Linked DNA regions of Homo sapiens: all the other regions are linked to region 2. A link is an interaction called in ENCODE POLR2A ChIA-PET data of the cell type or tissue named here. Cell type or tissue: GM12878. All regions are shown on one strand.

What was found. ChIA-PET counts read pairs that join two places held together with the same protein. Peaks named below come from ENCODE experiments on the same cell type or tissue, not always from the same donor. Only the 100,000 strongest peaks of a DNase experiment are listed, where the experiment ranks them.
Region 1: POLR2A ChIA-PET joins it to region 2 with 5 read pairs; 4 of 35 experiments call an interaction of 5 or more read pairs at or near these places.
Region 3: POLR2A ChIA-PET joins it to region 2 with 9 read pairs; 2 of 35 experiments call an interaction of 5 or more read pairs at or near these places.

Annotation. Positions count from the first base shown.
Region 1 is chr15:63,147,795-63,150,294 of GRCh38, forward strand. It overlaps RPS27L (ribosomal protein S27 like), which reads right to left. Exons shown (of 4, transcript NM_015920.4): 4 at 455-2,500. Among named protein-coding and RNA genes, the nearest start is that of RPS27L, 8.4 kb to the right of the region's middle. In GM12878, no CTCF peak of the experiment used is centred here; no DNase peak of the experiment used is centred here.
Region 2 is chr15:63,341,687-63,344,186 of GRCh38, forward strand. CA12 (carbonic anhydrase 12) reads right to left here. Exons shown (of 11, transcript NM_001218.5): 5 at 316-411. LOC124903506 (a long non-coding RNA gene) reads left to right here. Exons shown (of 3, transcript XR_007064676.1): 2 at 128-235; 3 at 2,452-2,500. Among named protein-coding and RNA genes, the nearest start is that of CA12, 39 kb to the right of the region's middle. In GM12878, no CTCF peak of the experiment used is centred here; a DNase peak (open chromatin) is centred at 1,505.
Region 3 is chr15:63,211,207-63,213,706 of GRCh38, forward strand. The region is part of intron 1 of RAB8B (RAB8B, member RAS oncogene family); the gene reads left to right. Among named protein-coding and RNA genes, the nearest start is that of RAB8B, 23 kb to the left of the region's middle. In GM12878, no CTCF peak of the experiment used is centred here; a DNase peak (open chromatin) is centred at 1,207; H3K4me3 peaks cover 1,717 bases; H3K27ac peaks cover 2,500 bases.

The DNA.
Region 1 (2,500 bases), 190 kb before region 2:
GTAGAAATATTATTATTTTTTCACAAGGTCACAAACCATTAACTAGCACTTGTTTCAAACCCACACATATCTGACTCTAAAGCCTGTTTTAACCATTATCGTGACTTCCCATAAAAAGCATCTCTAGGCCAACGCAGTAGCTCACACCTGTATTCCCAACGCTCTGGAAGGCTGAGATGGGCGGACCACTTGAGCCCAGAAGTTGAGACCAGCCTGGGCAACATGGTGAAACCCTGTCTCTACAAAAAATACAAAAATAAACCAGGTATGGTGGCATGGGCCTGTAGTCCCAGCTACTTGGGAGAATGAGGCGGGAGGATCACTTGAGCCCAGGAGGCAGAGGTTGCAGTGAGGCGAGATCGCATCGCTGCACTCTCTAGCTTGGGCAACAAAGCAAGACTCTGTCTAAAAAAAAAAAAAAGGCATCTCTAAAAATTTACCAATCCAATAAAAGTCATATTTAATGGCATGCAATTTTATTGATGCAGTCTTCAGTTTAAAAGTTTGTCACATAAAAATGAATAAAAATAAATATGTTGGTATTTTAATTAGTTGGCTACAAATAAAGAAAAAACACAACTTCAAATTAATACAAAGACAAGATAAAGAACATAGAGTCATAATCTTACACAACCCCTCTGTTCTAAATACATAGCATGATATATAAAATGTGTAATGAGAAAATTAAAAAGACTTTCATAGACACAAAACACTGAGCAGGGCTGAAGCTGAGGGTCTGCCGGGCTCTGGTTCAAAAGGCTGTGGCAGCTCCAATTTCTGTTCCTATAGAATAACTGAAACTAACACTGCTTCCCTAAGATTTAAAATGAAAGCTTATTAACTAAATTAGGACTATTCTGCCTAAATTCTTTGAAAGGTGAAGTTTTGCTAGGTGTGAAAGTGAGAGTAGCCCTAGTAGTGTAGGGGGAAAGCGAGCCAGAATCAGTAGGACACAAATCAGCAGAGAAAATTTGCAATTCTGGCATCTCCTTTGAAACAAAATTCAAAGGCTATTTAAGTGTCGATCAATAGCAAACACCATGACCTGATGTCATTTCTTTTTTTTTTTTTTTTTTTTTTTTCTGAGACAGTCTTGCTCTGTCGCCCAGGCTGGAGTGCAGTGGTACGATCTGGGCTCACTGCAAGCTCCGCCTCCCAGGTTCAAGCAATTCTCCTGCCTCAGCCTCCCGAGTAGCTGGGACTACAGGCGCCCGACACCACGCCCAGCTAATTTTTGTATTTTTAGCAGAGACGCGGTTTCATCATGTTGGCCAGGATGGTCTCAATCTCGACCTCGTGATCCGCCGCCTGGGCCTCCCAAAGTGTTGGGATTACAGGCGTGAGCCACCGCGCCCGGCCCCTGATGTCATTTTCTATGCCTATAGTTGTGAAAAAGTAGCTGTAAAATCCTAAAAGAATACAAGGTCATTATTCTATAAAAGTTATCCTTTTCTTTGTAAAATGCAATAATGTACTCTATTCCTTCCAAAGATTTAAGTTTTTTTCCATGGAAAATTACGAAGACATGAGAGGCCGAGGCAGGCGGATCACGAGGTCAGCAGATCGAGACCATCCTGGCTAACACGGTGAAACCCCATCTCTACTAAAAATACTTTAAAAAAATTAGCCCGGCGTGGTGGCACACGCCTGTAGTCTCAGGTACTCTGGAGGCTGAGGCAGGAGAATGGCGTGAACCCAGGAGGAGGAGCTTGCGGTGAACTGAGATTGCGCCACTGCACTTCAGCCTGGGCGACGGAGCAAGACTCCGTCTCAAAAAAAAAAAAAAAAAAGAAAGAAAAAGAAAAAAGAGAATTACAAAGACATAATTTAAGAATCTCAGTTTCCAAATATGGGGTAGAATTTTACAACTTTATATTCTGTGGTAGCAGAATAATGGCCCTCTAAAGATTCCCACACCCTAATCCCCAGAACCTACGAATATGTTACCTTACATAGCAAAATGGATTTTGCAGATGTCATTAAGAATACTTTATTTGGCCGGATGCAGTGGCTCACACCTGTAATGCCAGCACTTTGGGAGGCTGAGGTGGGCGGATGGCCTGAGGCAAGGAGTTCAAGACCAGCCTGGGCAACATGGCGAAACCCCATCTCTACAAAAAATACAAAAAATTAGCGGGGTGTGGTGGCACGTGCCTGTAGTTCCAGCTACTCGGGAGGCTGAGGCCAGAGGGTCACTCAAGCCTGGGAGGTGGAGGAGGTTGCAGTGAGCTGAGATCACGCCACTGCACTCCACCTAGGGAACAGAGCAAGACTCCATCTCAAAAATAAATAAATAAAAAGTGAAAACACTCTAAGTATCTATCAACTGATGAATGGATAAACATTGTATATTATTACACAGAATATTGTCAAAAAAAGGAATGAAATATTGATACATGCAACAGCATGGACAGCCCTTGAAAACATTATGCTAAGTGAAACATACAGAAGCTACATACCATGTGATTCCATTTATACGAAATAGCATTATATGAAATAT
Region 2 (2,500 bases):
GTTTGATGATCCCTTTCCAGCACAGGTCCTCCCCAACTGGGCAATTCCATGCCTTATGCAACAGGGCTAGATGTTGGGGCCCGTTTTTCCAACGGACCAAAGAACATTCCCCATTTCTGCTGCCCAGGCACAGAAAGTGCTGCCTCCAGGCCAAGAGAGAAGGTGCACTACAGGAGGATACCCCCTGCTCTGGAGTTGACACGGAGTCGATACAGGAACAGCTGATTATCAACAGGTATGCATGGAACAAAAGGTGGAATCCCAATCTCATCCCTGCTTCAAATTTCACCTAAGAACCTTTTAAATATCTCTTACCTCAATGAGAACAGCCAGGACAGCGAGGCCTTCTGACTTGTTGCTGGCAGTGCTGGCGTCAGGATAAAGGTCTGAGTTATAATGGACAATGTGCAGCTGCAGTGGGGGAGAAGCCACCCATTAGGAGATAAGCGACTCATGGGAGCCTGTCGCTTCTGCAGAAGACTTGACTCCAACTGTGAGGACAGAACCCCAGCCCCCTCAGCCCCCCAGACTAGGTTAGGTCTCTCAGACCCTCCCCTTATTTTGCCAAGGATAAGGACATGTGCCCAAGGTGGTCAGGGCATGGCTTGTTTTGATACATTTTAGAGACATAATACATCAATCAATACGTACAAGATACACTGGTTTGATCTGGAAGGGCAGGAAAACTCAAATTGGAGGCTTCCAGGACATAGGTAGATTTAACTTTTTTCTGACTGGCAATCGGTTGAGAGTTATCATCAATAGAAAGGAATGTCTGGGTTCCAATAAGGGGTTGTAGAGACCAAGATTTTATCATGCAGAGGAAGAATACAAGTAGCAGGCTTCAGAGAGAATAGACTGTAAATATTTCTGATCAGACCTAAGGTCTGTGTTGATGTTAATGAATGTGGGCTTTTCCTAAATTCCAAAAGGGAGGAGGGTATAATGGGTCATGTCCAACTCCCTCTTCCCATCATGGCCTGAACTAGTTTTCATGTTAACTTTGGAATGCCCTTGGTCAAGAGGAGAGGTCCATTCAGATGGCAGGTGGGTGGGGTGGGGGGCTTAGAATTTATTTTTGGTTTACACAACCCATGCATTTTTGCTGGTTCTTTGTCCTTGAGACTATGACATATTGAGATTTTAACTCTATTTCTTTTCTCTTTTCATTCATCCTTTTCCATCTCATGTGTTTATAAATACAGTTCAACATATGTTATTGAATACAGCTTAATTTTCCCATTTCGAACTTTAAGTGGCTCCTTCTAACTTAAAAAAAATTATATATCAAATTATTTCTTCTTTTAAGTGGTCCTCTATTAAGGATTTCTTCAGAGCTCCTACTTCACCATCTTCCCCTCAAAGGACTTAGTCTGCCACACTGCCCACACCATCTCGGCCTGGCATCACTTTGAGAAACAGAGCTGAATTCTATATGATTAAAACCCCTGAGGTCCTAAGCCCCTATTTCCTTTTACAGCTGACCTTTGAGCTTGTGGTTTGTCTGTACTTTTCTTATTGTGCTCAGAGGAAGTGAAGACTAATCCAAGCATAAAGGAGCTCCCTGTTGAGGAGATTAAGATAGAAAGAATCTTTTTTTTTTTTTTTTTTTTTAATGGAGTTTCGCTCTTGTTGCCCAGGCTGGAGTGCAATGGCGTGATCTTGGCTCACCGCAACCTCCGCCTCCCAGGTTCAAGCGATTCCCCTGCCTCAGCCTCCCGAGTAGCTAGGATTACAGGCATGTGCCACCAAGCCCGGCTAATTTTGCATTTTTAGTAGAGATGGGGTTTCACCATGTTGGTCAGGCTGGTCTCGAACTCCTGACCTCCGGTGATCCACCCGTCTCAGCCTCCCAAAGTGCTGGGATTATAGGTGTGAGCCAACATGCCCCACCAGAATCTTCTTATATGAACTCCATCCCAAAGAACCACTACACTTCCAAGGTCCTTCCTTAGAGGACCCACTTTAGGGACACCCTGATGCCTTTTCTCTAGTATTGGCATTTATGGTCCATCTTAACCAGACTCTTGGTCTGATGCTGTGACTTAATAGCAGAAAATACAAGAAGTAGAAATATTTTAAAACACATAAACCCTGCCAATCTACACCCTAACCTCCTTTGTGAAAGGAAAATAAATCTCGAGACCCCCAAATCACTAAGCCAAAGAGAAAAGTCAAGCTGGGAGCTGCCTCCCATTCTATTCCTAAATAAGACGGCTACAAAGATAAAAAAGCAACACACCTCACATTTTGCCCACTAGGAAATTCACTGTGGGCCGCAAGGTCTTTACCCTAAAACAGTTCTGTTGAATTTCACCGTGACAATGTAAATGGATAACTTATCTTCATGGGTTCAGGACAAAGGATAGAACTCAAAGTCATCCCTCTGCTCACCTGAGACAAATGCATTTCTAATTGCTTCCTCTGCCCATGTCTGTTTTATTTTGTAAGAATGCAGATTCGCTGAGCTAGATGAATGCACAAGTGACTATTCCTCTAC
Region 3 (2,500 bases), 130 kb before region 2:
TTTCTTTATTGACAAGAGAACAAATAGTAGAATATCCTTTGTAGATCGGAAGTATAGAAATTACTGAGAATACTGGGAAATGCTTCACAGATGTTCCTGAAACTACAGCCAGATTGAGTGAATTCTTGTCCCTTTCTGAGTTGGGAGGTTGGGAGATTATTGTCTCACGTACTGTGATATTATAACTGTGTTCTACCCCAGACTATATGTGTTCACCATCTCTCTCATTGAGATTCTGGTTTAACCCTATTATATCCTTAACTTTGATGGCCATTAGAATAGGAAAGAATGTTTACGCAAGACTTTAGAGAGAGCCATAGTTTGATATTTCCTTTATAAAGCTTCCTGATACTGTGTTTAGTATTTACTTTCTTTAAATGTATCTTCTTAAAAGTACAGGTAGTGTGGTAGAGTTCAAAATTAACTTCCAGTTAAATCCAGTCATAGTTTTGGTGGATTTTTTTTGCCAAGCACCGCATTTTTCTTAGTATTGTCATATATTGACTGACACTAGTCAATTGCAACTAGTGACTGGTCATGATAGATATTGATAGACATCTCATAACTGTCATGGCTGAAGGGGAGTTGCCCCTAGTTGATCATTCAACAACATGAAGAGCCCTGTGTTTTTTTCTTTTTTTTAGAGACAGGATTTCACTCTGTCATTTAGGCTGGAGTGCAGTGGCGCAATCATGGCTCACTGCAGCCTCAACTTCCCAGGCTCAGGTGATTCTCCCACCTCAGCTTCCCAAGTAGCTGGGACTACAGGTGTGTCCCACCATGCCCAGCTCATTTTATTTAATTTTTTAAGAGAGGGAGTCTCTCTATGTTGCCTGGGCTGGTCTTGAACTCCTGGGCTCAAGCAGTCCTCCTGCCTCAGCATCCCAAAGCGCTGGGATTACAGTCATGAGCCACAGTGCCTGGCCTAAAAGCCCCATCTTCCTACACAGTGCGTTGTAGTCTTTCCTCCTGAATTGATGTAGAGGCATCCTTGATGTATAACAAGCAGAGCATGCTGAACTAGTTCGCAGCAAAAAACAAACAACGAAAACTTGATATCCAGGTTGTTCTTGGATAGGTCACCATGTTTATCATTTTTAAACATCCGGGGTTGTGAGATAAAGTTGTTAAGGGAGGGATTGCACCAGCACATTTTTCTGTTTCAGTTCATGTTCATCTGACTCATATTTATTCTAGTCTAACCTCATTTTGCGTGAAAATTTTTGTACTAGAAAATGTCACTTTCAATTAGGGGAGGGGAAATTCTGATTGGGGATCAGAAGAGTCAAGATGTATTAGTGATAATTTGGCATCACTTTTGATTCAAGGTAAAAACACAGAATCCCTAAAAATGTAGTAAAGTAAAAAGTGATTCATATAACTAGATAGGGGAAAGGAAATGTCACTGCTGAGCTTTACTGTGGGAAGAGGGGGAGGTGAAGGAAATTATTACAAAATTTTTGTACGTGATGAGGAGACAGCCTCTGGACTTCCCCAAATATTTCCGTATTCCCTAAAACAGCTCTAGTGAATTGCTTCATGATTGGTGTATGAATAGAAAGACACTAGAACTCTTAAACTTGATCTTGAAAGGCCCGTCTTTGTATATAATCATCCACAGATGTCCGTATGTGATTATATATTCCCATAGTGAGGCAATGATAAATGTAAATGAGAACCATGATATAATTTTGCCTTGCTTGCATGCACATTTTCAGAATAGAATTAAAAGCACATGCCACTGTCAGTAGTTAACTATGAGGTTTGTCTTAGTTTTTTATAAGGCTTTGGCAGAGGCCTAAAGCATGTTTTAGTGTCTAAGTCTTCCCTCCCTCCCTCTCTTCCTCCCTTCTTTCCTCCCTTCCTTCCCTCTTTGGAATCAAAAAGGAACTCTCTAGGTTCTGACTATTCTCTTTTCAGAACTAGGGACAATTTCAGCTTGTACACAGATTAATTTTCATTTTTTGGCTTCTCTGCTGGTACCTGAAATTGTAACTAAGTTATTACTAGATAATTCCTTTCTGACTTCTTCCTTCAAATAAAATCTGATAAGGACAAATGTCTTCTAGGTACTATTTCAGGTGGATATGTTTGGAGGGGGACGTGGGGCAAAGCAGAGGATAGGCTAGGGGTGCTGTTATAATGTAACTTAGGTCAGTTGATTGGTGCTTAGTAAATCATGGTTTTCTGTATAGTGCCAAATGCTCAGAAAATCTGTACTGGATAAAGAATTTCTTGTTCAAGTCTATTTAGTTACTGTACTTATGCCTAAAACTGGAATGTGCTCCTCTTTTAAATTCAGTAGGCTGTGCATTTATGACTATAGATGATACCACTTTCATTTTTAAAATAATGATAAAAGCTTAAGTTGTAAATTTAAGTTGTAATATGGACACTTAAAAAAAAACCCAAAACAAAACAATCTTCCTTCTGGTTATGGGGAATTCCTACATGAGTTCTTTCCAACTGCTTTTGTTTATATGAGTGTTGAAACTTAAAA